Regions from separate parts of the Homo sapiens genome. Here regions 1 and 2 are each linked to region 3. A link is a contact called in ENCODE Hi-C or POLR2A ChIA-PET data. All regions are on one chromosome and are shown on one strand. Each heading gives the region's core, a stretch centred on a gene start or an enhancer-like site at or near the end of the contact. The rest is flanking DNA. Distances are from core to core; before and after follow the strand shown.

The links. A loop is a pair of places that touch in the nucleus more often than their neighbours do. ChIA-PET counts read pairs that join two places held with the same protein, here RNA polymerase II (POLR2A). Pooled maps may share reads with other maps.
Region 1: a loop to region 3 is called in a map of CD4-positive, alpha-beta T cell, with 13 times the contacts of the local background. The contact joins the promoter of KIF16B here to the promoter of NAPB in region 3. A Hi-C loop is called at or near these places in 1 of 168 maps with a recorded cell type or tissue (CD4-positive, alpha-beta T cell) and 6 of 50 pooled maps. POLR2A ChIA-PET finds 5 or more read pairs at or near these places in 2 of 52 experiments (H1 and activated CD4-positive, alpha-beta T cell).
Region 2: a pooled map shows a loop between it and region 3 (8-fold over the local background). The contact joins the promoter of KAT14 here to the promoter of NAPB in region 3. A Hi-C loop is called at or near these places in 7 of 50 pooled maps.

The regions. Positions count from the first base shown.
Region 1 is chr20:16,572,198-16,576,182 of GRCh38, forward strand. KIF16B (kinesin family member 16B) reads right to left here and starts at 1,251. Exons shown (of 26, transcript NM_024704.5): 1 at 1,032-1,251. The coding sequence starts at 1,078. It overlaps LOC124904875 (a long non-coding RNA gene), which reads left to right and starts at 3,106. Exons shown (of 2, transcript XR_007067539.1): 1 at 3,106-3,530. RefSeq lists an enhancer at 1,008-1,529 and silencers at 1,142-1,371, 1,158-1,287.
Region 2 is chr20:18,136,292-18,140,768 of GRCh38, forward strand. It overlaps KAT14 (lysine acetyltransferase 14), which reads left to right and starts at 1,572. Exons shown (of 11, transcript NM_001392073.1): 1 at 1,572-1,760. It overlaps PET117 (PET117 cytochrome c oxidase chaperone), which reads left to right and starts at 1,572. Exons shown (of 2, transcript NM_001164811.2): 1 at 1,572-1,760. The coding sequence starts at 1,665. RefSeq lists a silencer at 1,941-2,060.
Region 3 is chr20:23,419,407-23,423,473 of GRCh38, forward strand. NAPB (NSF attachment protein beta) reads right to left here and starts at 2,082. Exons shown (of 11, transcript NM_022080.3): 1 at 1,899-2,082. The coding sequence starts at 1,996. RefSeq lists silencers at 1,071-1,300, 1,931-2,020 and an enhancer at 2,271-2,460.

The DNA.
Region 1 (3,985 bases), core at 1-2,500, 6.8 Mb before region 3:
ATGATTCCCTACTTGCCAAGAGAAGAAACAGATTTAGATGAGTCAAATAAGGTTCTGGAAATCTTTTGATTTTATGGCCTTCGGCTGCCCCAATCAGGCATCAGAACTACCAAACATTAACCTCCACAAGTTGATATGACAAAAGCAAAAAGGCCCTATGGTAAGTCAAATATCCACCAACTTGGTAGAGAAGTCAATAAAATCAAATGGCTCTGTGTGAACCTTGCCTGTCACCTTGGAGGACACATCCCATTTCTACCTCATTCTTTGAAGTCAAACCAATTTAAAAAGTAACTTTTCCAAAGAAACTTTCTAAACGGATTAAAAAGAGGTCATTGAAAAGGGAGCACAGGCTATTTTTCAGTGAATGAAGAGAAGGATTCTGAAAAAGCATTACTTCGTAGAAATATATAACAAGATTAAATTTTGTGTGTAACACTCTTCCTCTCTCTTAATATCAGAGTATTTCAAACACGTGTAAAGCGTCCCTGACTTTTTTCTAGGAGTCAGGACTTTGTCAAAGTTTTCCCATCCACTCTCTAACATGAAGTTAGGAACTGCTAAGTTATCGATTAGACATTCAGGGAATCAAAATCATCTCTAACTGAAAGATTAAAAAGTAGCATGGTTAATTGTTAAGAGAACTTCTGAGTTGGTAGAAATGAGGGGTTCACCTGACAGTTCGTGGTGCCCCCCCTCAGCACTCTCACCTTCCCCCCAACTATTTTACATCTTCATGGTAACGTTCCCTTGATGCTTTTTTAAAGGGGGAACAAGAACATCTCAAGTTAATACGATGGAGAGAGTTAATAGAATCTTCTCCTTTACCACCAGGGTCCTCTCCAGGGCAATGTGAACGGGACAGCAGTGCACGAAGTCCTCCAGGCCCCCAGAGGCCACAGCCTGGGCCCGGTGGGCCAGGGACCAGCCGGTGACACTTTTAAGTCCAGGCTGGCTTTGGGGGAGCTGGAAACAGGCTTCCTCTGGGTGGGGGCGCGACGAGGGGGCGGGGCGCGGGCGGCCCCACTCACCTGCGATTCATGGGCCGGACCCTCACGGCCACCTTGACCGATGCCATCGCTCATCCCGAACCAGCCCGCGCGGGGTCCCACTAGCCCAGAACTCCGCGGTCGCCGGCGACGCTGGCTACTCAGATCGCGGCTCCCGCCCACTTCCCTCTCGCCCCCGCCCCTCTGCTCCCGGCCGGACCTGGAGTTCCGCGGCAGCCCCACCTGCCAGGCCACTGAGCATGCCCAGAACGGCTCCGGCCCGCGTGATCCATGCGCCACGGTTTGGCGGCGGCCGGGCGGTGCAGAGGGGCGGGGCCGCGGGGCCTGGAAGCAGCCTCCGGGATCTGCAAGTCTGGAAAGGCCACGTTGTGGACCTTGGCGCAGAGGTTATGGGGGCGACCCGGAGCGGATGGTTTCAGGAAAACTAGAACCCACCCTCATGGCCTGAACAACTGGAGAGAAGAGGATCGCAGCAATTTAAAGCCAGCGGCAAGGATCACAGTCCTGGGGTCAGGTGACCAAAGCCAGTTTTTCAGCCCTTAACAAGAACCTGGCTTCACCCAGCCAAACATGAGTTAACGTATCCATTTTACACACGAACAAACTGAGGCGCAGAGATGATCACAGCTTGTTGGTGGCAAACTCCGCTAGGGCCTTCTCTGCTACCCTAAGGAGGTCCGACCGTATGTTTTGGACCCCTTAACTCGGGATACCGATAAACGAAAATTAATAGGGTGTTGGATGTTTTAAATGTGTGCGGGAATGTCATTATATTGGCTAGAATCAAACCTTATTTAGACTTGTTTTGCACTTTTGTACACTTTAGTAATTTTTAGTTTTAATCATAAGGGAGTTAAAGGCGAACACAACTGGTATTTTTTTTTTTTTTTTTTTTTTTTTGAGACAGGGTCTCGCTCGGTCACCCAGGCTGGAGTGTAATGCTGCGATCTCGGCTCACTGCAACGTCCGCCTCCCGGGTTCAAGAGATTCTCCTGCCTCAGCCTCCCGAATAGCTGGGCGTGCCACCACGCCCGGCTGATTTTTGTATTTTTAGTAGAGACGGGGTTTCACCATGTTGGCCAGGTTGGTCTCGAACTCCTGACCTCAAATGATCCGCCCGCCTTGGCCTCCCAGAATGCTGGGATTACAGGCGTGAGCCACCGCGCCAGGCCGACAACTGGTATCTTAAGGCTTAGGGCCTCTGGTAGAAGTGAGCTCCACCTCCCTTCCTGTGTAGAAGGTAAATGCATTCATTCATTCAGTGAATCGAGCATGCATGAAATCGTTTGCGCACACCCAGAAGCCCACCTGCGAGCCACAGGAGCAGCCATTCCAGGAAGCCAAGCTATAATGGGAGACGCAAGGAATGGAGGCGGAACTCCTGTTTTTAAGTCCTAGCTCCAACACTAGCCTTGTCAGCCTGTAATTCTGAATTACTGGGCGCCTCTGAGGCTTCTTGTCTCATCTGCAAATCAGGAACAACGGCATAGAGTGGTGAATGCATCAAGTGGGATGATGTCTGCAAGTACGCAACCCGCTTACACAAAGAATTATCTTTCCATAACCTTCCCTGGACCCCTAGGGCCAGCAGGGAATCATAGCCTCCCTTTGTTTCTAGAGCCCGGAAATCACTGGGTTTTCCCTCTGTCTGGAGCAGAGCTGGGTGCGAATTTGACCAACGGGTGGCAGGAACAGCCGGAGCAGGATATTAAGGAGCGGGCGAGCTTGCCAAGCATGCGCAGTAGCGGCGGGTTGGTTTGAGAAGCCGCCAGGGAGCCAGCGCGGCGACCTAGCTGGCTGGGGCAGGGGAGGGGCCCGCCTTATATGGGAGCTGCGTGGGGACAAACTGTTCGGGCCCAACGCGCGGGTCTGAGAGACAGCCACGCCTGCTCCGGGTCACTCCGGCCACCTGGGGGGCGTCGGCGCGCAGACTCTGGCCAGTTCAGTATTCAAACTCTTCAGGAGTGCTAACTTACTCATGACAGCGATTTTCTGTATCGGGGTTTCATTGGTCGGTGGTTTAGAAGGTTTTGCTCATTCATTCGTTAATGTAATTCCAACAACCTACACGTGTTTATAAGCCCCCTTTCCATCCACGACTTTGCTGTCTGACACAAAACGGACCATCGCAGCCCGGCAGACGCTTTAGACAACAAACAGCATGCCTGGAGCTTTTCAATAGGAAGCAGTAAGGCTTGATCATCACAGACGATACGGAACGGGCACTTTCTTAGCAGAAAATATTTCTATTGGGGCGTGAAGGAAGTTTCTGAAAGGGAAGATTATTATAAGATAAGGGGTTTGCTCATCTCAGACTTTAGTGTGCCTGCTTTAAAGTGTTTTGCAAACTTGAATGTTTAAAGGAATCACCTGGCGGTCTTGTGAAACTGCAGCTTCTAATGGGCAAGTCAGAGGGGAAGCCTGAGACATGGCATTTCCAGCACGTTCGGGGAGTGAAGATGCTGTCGGCTGCCACCCTCCCTGCAAGGAGCCAGGGGATAGATGACCTCTACGCAAACTGTGAGAGCTTAAAATAACTGATAGTGAAAAACAGTTACAGAAGCTCTAGGCCGGGCACGGTGGCTAATGCCTGTAATCCCAGCACTTTGGGAGGCCGAGGAGGATGGATTGCCAGAACTCAGGAGTTTGAGACCAGCCTGGGCAACACGGTAAAACCCTGTCTCTACGACAAAATAAAACAAACAAAAATAAAAGCCACGCATGGTGGCGTGTGCTTGTAGTCCCAGCTACTCAGGAGGCTCAGGTGGGACAATCGCTTGAGCATGGAAGGAGGAGGTTGCAGTGAGCCAAGATCGCACCACTGTACTCCAACCTGAGTGACAGAGTGAGACCCAATCTCAAAAAAAAAAAAAAGCAGTAAATCCAGGGCCCAAAAGGTCAGTAAGAATTCAGGGATCCAAATCAGTTATGTACTGATGCATAAAAATAATGGCCAAAAATGTGGAGGCTTAAAA
Region 2 (4,477 bases), core at 322-2,821, 5.3 Mb before region 3:
TTTAAACAGATAAACATACTTTTTTTTTTTTGCAAGACCTCCCTCAGTCCCCCAACCCACTTTTTTATTTGACACAGTTAATAATAAATGATTTCTTAAAAGTAGAATACTTTTTTTTTTGCTTCTAGTATCCTGAAAATAAAGAAAAGAGTACATTTCAAGAAAACAAGTTGAAAAATTAGTCACAATAAAATGAAAGGCGATTGATCTAATTCCCTGATGTACACTCTAAGGACATACAGCTCTGTTGAAGGCTCACTGATTTACAGGGGAAAATATCTAGGATATACCACGAATAAAAAGAAGTCTAATATAATTTTTAAAGAGAAATATGCAAATACACCCTGAACTGAATTTCTTCTCAAAGTTCATTACAGCAAGAACTCCATTTTCCAATTCAGTGGTACATTCTCTCTAGGCTGCAAAAAATGCTGTGGACAAAATGACATTTGGAAAAGGTATCTTTAAAGATACCTTTAAGAGCAATAGTCCCCTTATGCCATTTACGCTCACATAAGAGACTGGAATAGCAAAGCACTATGAACAGTAATGAATGTTGTAAAACTCCCTGGTGAGGCTTAATCAATACTGCCTATAGCCGTGTCCACCGGAAGAAGCTCGTTCTCTGTGAATTCTAGTGGGAAAGAATGATTGAATGATGAACACGTTTTCACTGGTTGCTCTATCAGATACTTAAAAGTTTCTGGGAGGCCTTGCCTTTTTTACCCGAGGAAGAAGTGAAAATGCGTCTTGCACAATTGCTTAACTATTCCCAACGCAAGACTTCTTTATATCATTTATTTCCCTTGTATTACTGGCGCGGAAACTTGGGTGTAAAAGTGATCACAAAGATTACATGGGGCCAGGCGCGGTGGCTCACGCCTGTAATCCTCTCGGGAGGCTGAGGCAGGAGAATCGCTTGAATCCGGTAAGGTTGCAGTGAGCCGAGATCGCGCCACTGCACTCCAGCCTGGGCGATAGACAGAGACTCTGTATCAAAATTATAATAATAATAATAATAATAATCCGAGCCTGACCAGTCGCCCCACAGCGTCAAGGTGAAACCAGGTGACCGCGACTACAGCGTTTAATAATGGGTCCTCAGGCAAAAACTCCACGGATGGGAACCCCGCGCCTCTGAAGCTGCCTAACGAGGCGGTCTCCTGGTGGCGCCTGCCCCGCCAAAGGAGCAATGAGGGGGCTGCGTTTAGGCGAAGCCGGTATTGGGCGAAGCTTCTGGATCAGTCAGGGGCTCAGAAGGGACGTCTGTGGGAGAGGGGTCAGCACGGTATCCAGACCCCGCCCGGGGTGAGGTTGGTACTGAACTGACTGAGGGGCATGGAACCCCCACCCTCCACCCTGGTAAGGTGCCGGGGCCAGTTTGGGCCGGGACTCCTAGAATTTGAATCGGGGGTGGTCTAACGCTGTCGCCTGCGGGGTGTGCAGGAGGCCCCTAGTGAAGCCAAGAGTTCGTAGAGCCTGGGCGCCGCTCTATGCTCGGCTCTCGATTGCTCACGCCTGGCAGCGGCGAGCGGCGCACGCGACGGCTGGGGCTCTGCGCTCGAGGGGTCGAGCCTGGGCAGTACAGGCGGCGGTGCGCACTCTGCGGCGGCCTCTGCGCCTCGGGCGGGCGGGAGAGAGAGGCCGCGGCCGCCAGCGTGGGGATGTCTAGGAGCTCGAAGGTGGTGCTGGGCCTCTCGGTGCTGCTGACGGCGGCCACAGTGGCCGGCGTACATGTGAAGCAGCAGTGGGACCAGCAGGTCGGTGTCACGTGACCGTCTCTTCCGGGCCCGCGCGCGCGGCGTCGACCTGGGGCCTCTCGTGGTCTCTGCCCGCTCGGTTCCTCAGCTCCTCTTCGTGTCTTTCCCCCGCGGTGGCGCGGCCCTGCACCCCACGCGTTTGCGGCTGCGGCCGGCGGCCGCTCTGCTGGGCTCCGGGCGCTGCAGCTCCCGGCGGGCGTGTGCAGCCCGCAGATTCAGGACGACCCGGCTGCCCGGCTTAGCGCCTTTGGAGCTCCGCGCTGAAGGGGCCTTGCTCCGCACAGGCACGGCACGCAAGCTTTTGGGGTGCCCAGTGGCTCTGTTTTCAAGTCACAGCCGGCCCGCAGGGTGCGGACCTTTCCACATCTCACTTGGGCCGCTAGAAAATAGAAGGTGGGGAAGGAGTTTCTTGGGGTGCATTCTGCAAGCTACCAGCCTCCCTCCTGGCCCAAGGTTGGGGTTAAAGCCTAATGTGTTTTACGTGCTATTGATTTTATCCCATGGTAAGGGAGCCCCCCTTCCCCGTACTCACTCTCCATGCCTTTGACCAAGATAATTTGGTGAGATGTTTGCACTTCTCGTTTAAATGAACAGTTTGCTATGGAAACTAGAATCTGGGAACGATAGAGATAACAGTCTCCAGATTTTTTTTTTTGGTACTTTTATTTCAGGAAATATCCGTGACCTGCTGATCAGCAGTGACTATTCTGTCCTCTCAGTTCATATTTTCTTTCTTATTCAAGTTGACAGACCTTTAATGGGTGATTACTGTGTGGAAGCTACCTCACTAAGCACCTTGGGAATACAAAGATAAGGAAACTCCACTCTTCCAGAGTCTATCAGTGATTCACGACCTTGCTGAGAACAGGGTCATTGGTGAATTTTCAGAAAACAACTTGGCAGTGATTGGGGTTGAACCTAGTTCACCAAGGGTGAAAATAATGGACTGGATGAATCAAGAGTAAACAGTCTTTTCTTGATTTGCCTACCCAGACCTTTGGACTGTGCTATGTGCTTGATATACAGAGATGAAGTGGATGAGGTCTTTGTTCTTGGTGTTCACAGACTGTGGAAATTAGAAGAGAGGAAGCATGTGATGGTACAAGAATTTTGACGAGGGGTTGAGATGACTTAACAATGAAAGGGCACAGGAGAGATCAGAGATTTGGGATTAAAATGTGCTCCTAAGGGGCTGGCTTTTGGAATAGAGGCAGAAGACTTCCGCCTCTTACAAGGAAAAGTAAAAGATGTTGATCCTGGGAAAACTTGAGATGGAGTAAAATTTAGTATGACAGATGATCTGACGTCAGTGAAGTGATGTTTGAAGGGTTTGGGTAGGGATGGATTAGAGCTTGGCTTTGGACCCTAACTGAACATCAAATGTTCCCGGAAAGTTTTTACAATGTGACTAAGGCTTGGTCCCCACCCCAGACCATTTAAACCAGAATCTCCTGGGGATGGGGACCTGGTTCAACAATGTTTTAAAAGTAACCCAGAGAATTTTAACACAGGACTAAGCACCATTGTGTTACAGAGTGGAAAAGTGGTTATTTGGAAGTTAGAGCTGAAGAACCAAAATAACGTGTGTGTGTGTGTGTGTGTGTGTGTGTGTGTGTGTGTGTGTTTATTTTTTTTCCTTTTATGTCCGGTTCTTCATTAGGGGCTTACATTGTATTAATAGCAGTGGGAAAGACTAGGACAAATGATTAGCACAGTGGATGTGTCGGAAGGTTCAAGGAAGCAAGAAATTAAATAATGAATATTGATTCCTGACCGTCTACCACATACCAGGCAGTGTATTAAGCACTTTATGTATATCATCTGTAATCCTCACAGTAACCTAGCAAAAATTAAGCAGTGCTACATGAGGAGCCAGAGTTCTAGGTGTTAGGGTTGGAAGAATAAAGAGGTCTTTAGTGATTAGTAAGGAAAGTTGTTAGAAAGGTAGTTCAGTGAGGGTCACAGGAAGGATGTGTGAGGCAATCAGCATAGACCTTGAAACCTAGAGGAAGATAGCAAATGATGGGATGGAGAGCCAGATCATAAGCACACGTGACATCTCTGAGAAGGAAGGGTAGGATCTGGGAGGCAGGTGTGGAAGGAATGATTCTGGTGAATGGTGTGGGCTTGGGAGGGTGGGTATCGGTGTGTCATGGTGTAAGAAGCACAGGACAGGAAGACCTGCAGTTGGGGGAGTGGAATAAGCACCTCCGTTTTTGTCTCAGTGGTGATCTTGCCAAGGGTGCATGGTTCAAGACAGTTGTGTTTCAGTTGAGTTATATCAATCCCGGGACTCCTTCAAATCCCTCATAATGAAGCTGTAGGCCTGGAGGAGGTCCAGCAAGTAGGTATTATATTAGGTGAGTTTTTAAAAATAGGTAAAATAATTTGGAAAAAACCCCACAAACATACGCAGGCCCTGGGCCCCACTCCCATTAATTCTACTCTATATAGCCACTATTAAAAACCATTTATTGGCCAGGCACGGTAGCTCATGCCTGTAATCCCAGCACTTTGGGAGGCTGAGGCAGGCAGATCATTTGAGGTCAGGAGTTCGAGACCAGCCTGGCCAACGTGGTGAAACCCCGTCTCTACTAAAAATACAAAAAAATTAGCCAGGCCTGGTGGCGCACGCCTGTAATCTCAGCTACTGGGGAGGCTGAGGCACAAGAATCGCTTTAACTCAGAAGGTGGAGATTGCAGTGAGCTAAGATCGT
Region 3 (4,067 bases), core at 832-3,331:
TATAAGCTCAAGATTTGGCCTAGTTTCCTAAAAACATCGAAAACCTCTTTCCCAAAAGGAGTGTTCTCCTGAGACAAGCACCAAGTGCTGTCAAGCTTTTTCCTCTGCCAGTTACAGACTCTCCCACAGGGAAGCACTTCCTGACTTGAAATAATGTTGTAACATTAAAATAACCTCCTGGCATGAGGTACTATGACATTAAATTTTATTAGAGTGAATTTTAAATGTTTTGTGAATCAAAACATTTAAAAGGAGTTAGTGTGGCGCTAGCACTTGATGGTACTGTCATAACTTTTAAATGCAAAACAAAACATAATTCATAGCTATATCTCCTACACATCACATGAGAAATTTAGAAACCAGCTGTGATAAACGTCCTCTGAGAGGTTCCTGAGGACAGGGACCCTTATCTTCTTGCATTTTTGCAGCCTTTATGCATTTCTGCAGTTATGCGTACTGCATGCAACTTGTCCTTAAGCATTTCCTAAAGACGTATCAATAGCGGTAAAGTATTATAATTTATAGCCAAAAGAATGAAGTTGGCAAAACAAGCTAAGAGCCCATTATGTCTGTCTTCTGAAATAGAGTCTGAACTGAATGTGTACAGAAATAAAATCGTGTCTAGTCATGCAATGGGTTAAGTATCTGCTCTTGGTAACAGCAAAGGATCTTTCACTTTCAAAAGAAAACAACGAAACAGGCACACACAAAATTTCTGCCTTTCTCATCCTAAACAGCTGAATCATTCACATATTCAACAGCCCAGAATTCTTCCGGGCTGTCAGTGCGGGCTCTGCTTTTTGAGAGGTTGGAATTTAAAATCCTCCTTAGGAGAGCACGGAAGAATTACAGGAAATTAAAGGGATTCCCAAAGGACGCCTGACTTAAACAGCAGCAGCGTTACCGTTAATCAAACAGGAGGCTCTGGCTATCAATCAATCTCCGGAGAAGGAAAAATACTATGCTGAGAAAATATATTCGTTCATTAGTCAAGTATTTACTAAAGGTGTACTCGGCGCAAGGCCCCTGGAGAGAGGCCAACAAGCACACCAGCTCTGGATCCCTCGCCGGACCGCCCCCTCCCCGGCGGGGCCCACCTGCAGGCGGGACGCCCCCAGGTGCGCGTTCCAGGCGCCGGGGGCGGCCCCCGCACCCACCCCTCCGGCTCCACCCCGGCGCGCCTCACCCGGACCGGTCTCAGGAGCGATACGGGCTTCAGCGTGGCGAAATGCACCAATACGACTCGCTACGCACTGAGAAGGGGGCCCCACGCGCGCCCCGAGCTACCGCGCCCGCGGGCCTCAGGGAGCCGCTGACCTTCTAGGTCGTGGGACCCCCGCACCAACCCGGGCCAGGGCGAGGGGGGCGATCTGGGGTCTCCAGAGGGCGCGTGAGGCTGACAGCCCCCCCCCCAGAGTGTTCTAGGGGCTTCGTGGGGCGCTTGGGGAGCTCTGGGGGTCCTAGGGGTTCTCTGAAAGGCGCGTGGGGGCTGAGGGTCCCTGTGAGACTCTGGGGATTCTAAGGGGGCGTGTTAGGGGATCCGGAGAGCGTGTGGGGGCTGAGGAACCCTGGGGAGTTCTGCCGGCCCTAGGGGGTCTCTAAAGTGCGCGTGGGGGCTGAGAGCCCCTGGGAGGATGCGGGGTTTCCAGGGACCCTGGGGGGGCCTGTGGGGTCTCTGGAGGGCGCGTGCGGACTGAGGGCCCCTGGGCGTCCTGGGGGCTCCAGGGGGCGCTGGGGGACCCTACAGGATTTCTGGAGGGCGCCTGCAGGCTGAGGGCCCCTAGACGTGGTCTGAGGGCCCCAGAGGTTGCGTGGGGGACTCGGGGGGTCAGCCTGAAAGGAAGGGGGCCAAGTACGGAGACCCCCCCCCCCCAGGGCACGCACGGTCTGGCGCTCACCCAAACAGCCCTCGGAGGAAGGAGTGGGAGGCCTTGACTCGCTTCTCGGCCTCCGCCATCAGCTGTACTGCCTCACGCTCCTTCCCCGCGTTGTCCATGTCGCCCGCCGCGGCCGCCACAGCCCCCTCAGCCGGCTCGCTGTGCGCCCAGGCGCCTTAACCCTCCCTCTGGCGGCCGCAGGGACGCAGGCGCAGGCGCGACGCGCGAGGCCTTTCGGGAGCTGTAGTCCGGGTCCTGTCATGGCGGCGGGGATTCGCGAGCCGCCTACTACAGTTCCCAGGAGGCCCCGGGGCGGGGTGTGTGTGAGCCGAGCTTGCGCACCGCTAGCTCCCAGGACGTCGGCGCAGGGGGCGTGACCCCCCCAAAGGGGTCCTGGGCCAAGGTGAACTTTAATTTTGTATGTATGCAGAAATGGAAAAATGATCCGTGGCCTCTAGTAAAGATCACCTCCTCAGTAAGACTCGCATGGCAATGGGATGGATGAAGGAACAGGGGATAACAGATTGGATGGAACCCACACCCTTCATGCAAGTTCTGCAAAAGAGAATCTGGTGTAGCCACCAAAGCATCACATGCTTGATACCGCCCACCAAAAAACGAGCAACAGCTGGCAATAAGAGCCATTTTTATCTCCAAGAGCAAGACGTCCCCAATATAAGTTCAGTTATTTTTAAATCTCCCCAAACTGTAACTTTCTGTTGGTCCTCTCTTCCTTGGTTATAAATGAGTTGCATATATGCAATATATGCATAATCCACTCTTTTGTTGACTGAATTATATTCAATGGATGTGAACCATTGAACTCTTATCCTTTACATAATACTGGCCATAGTGGATGGATCTCCAGGGACAAAATGTTTGCCTGCCAGGAAGACTTCTAATCTCCTAGGAGAAGTATCCATAGATAGATGGGATCCTGTGCCAGAGACTTTCAGGCCTGTCCCAGAGGGAGTTATTTTTGAAGACAATGTCTAGACCATTCAAGCTTGGCAGTGCTAAGGCAGAGATGCTGAAACTAATAAGAAAATCACTGCCAAGTGAGATTTATGACAGTTTCAAACTGTTAATAAATACACTCTGGGCACTGGCATGCAAAATTTTAGAAAATGAAGACTGTCTGTAGAGGGCAAGGCAAGAGGGGCCAAACTCCTAGAAAGAAAGTTGACTAAAGCACATGTCACAGAGTTCATACATTTCAGGACTCCGTAGAGATAGAAAGAAATCTCAGCTCTTCGTGCAGTTTATTTACGATTACTACATGCATTATTCTAACTTTGAAAAGCTGAGCTGTGTGTTTTTGGAGAGAGAAGGAGGCGGGAAATTGGAGGTGACCGTAAATGCAGGGGAGACCAGAGAAAAACTGTAAAAAGTGAACATAAGCATTTGGAAAGCAGAGCAGTCTATGGGGGCTTAATGGAGTGAGGCTAAGTCAAAAGCTCCTAAGTAAATCAGTGTGTTGATTAAATCAGTTGTTCCCTAACGTGGTTCGATGCAGAAGCTCTAATGGATATTTAAGAAATACTGATTCCTAGGCCACTGGGTTTTGGTATCAAGGTCTCTTGCAGCTGGGGTCTAGAAAATGCACATTTTGAAAAGAACTCTCCATCCCTATCCTAAAGCACACAGTTCTAGATTCTCATATCTGTAGTCAGTTGAAAAGGAGCTGGAACAGACTGCCTCCCCGAAGCTAGCACTTGCAATTAAGAGAGACATTTTTGGTGGTTTCTAGTAATTTCCTTCATTCTCTTCTTTGTCACAGGAAATTTGTGGGCACTCCCACCGTTCTGCCAGTCCACACCAAAGTGGGAGAAAACCTTCAAACCTTAATTACTGGGTAGAGCTAGTGTTTTATTCTCCCAAAGGCTGGGGGAGGAAAGGAGGCAGGGCAGAGAGATGAACCTCACAGAATAAGGCCTGACTAGAGAGACAGCTGAGGAATCCTTGAAACAAGAAGGAAAAGGAAAGGAGAAGCACCCCTGGTGTGGATCAGGAGAAGAATAGAAGTCATCTTGGAGAAGAGCCAAAGGACCCACTGCCCACACCTGCGCTGCCCAGGATGGAGCCACTCACCACTGGTGGCTATTTACATTCAAGTTAAATAATATTAAATAAAATGTAAAGTTCCATTTCTTGGCTGTACTAGCCGTATTTCAAGTGCTCAATAGCCAC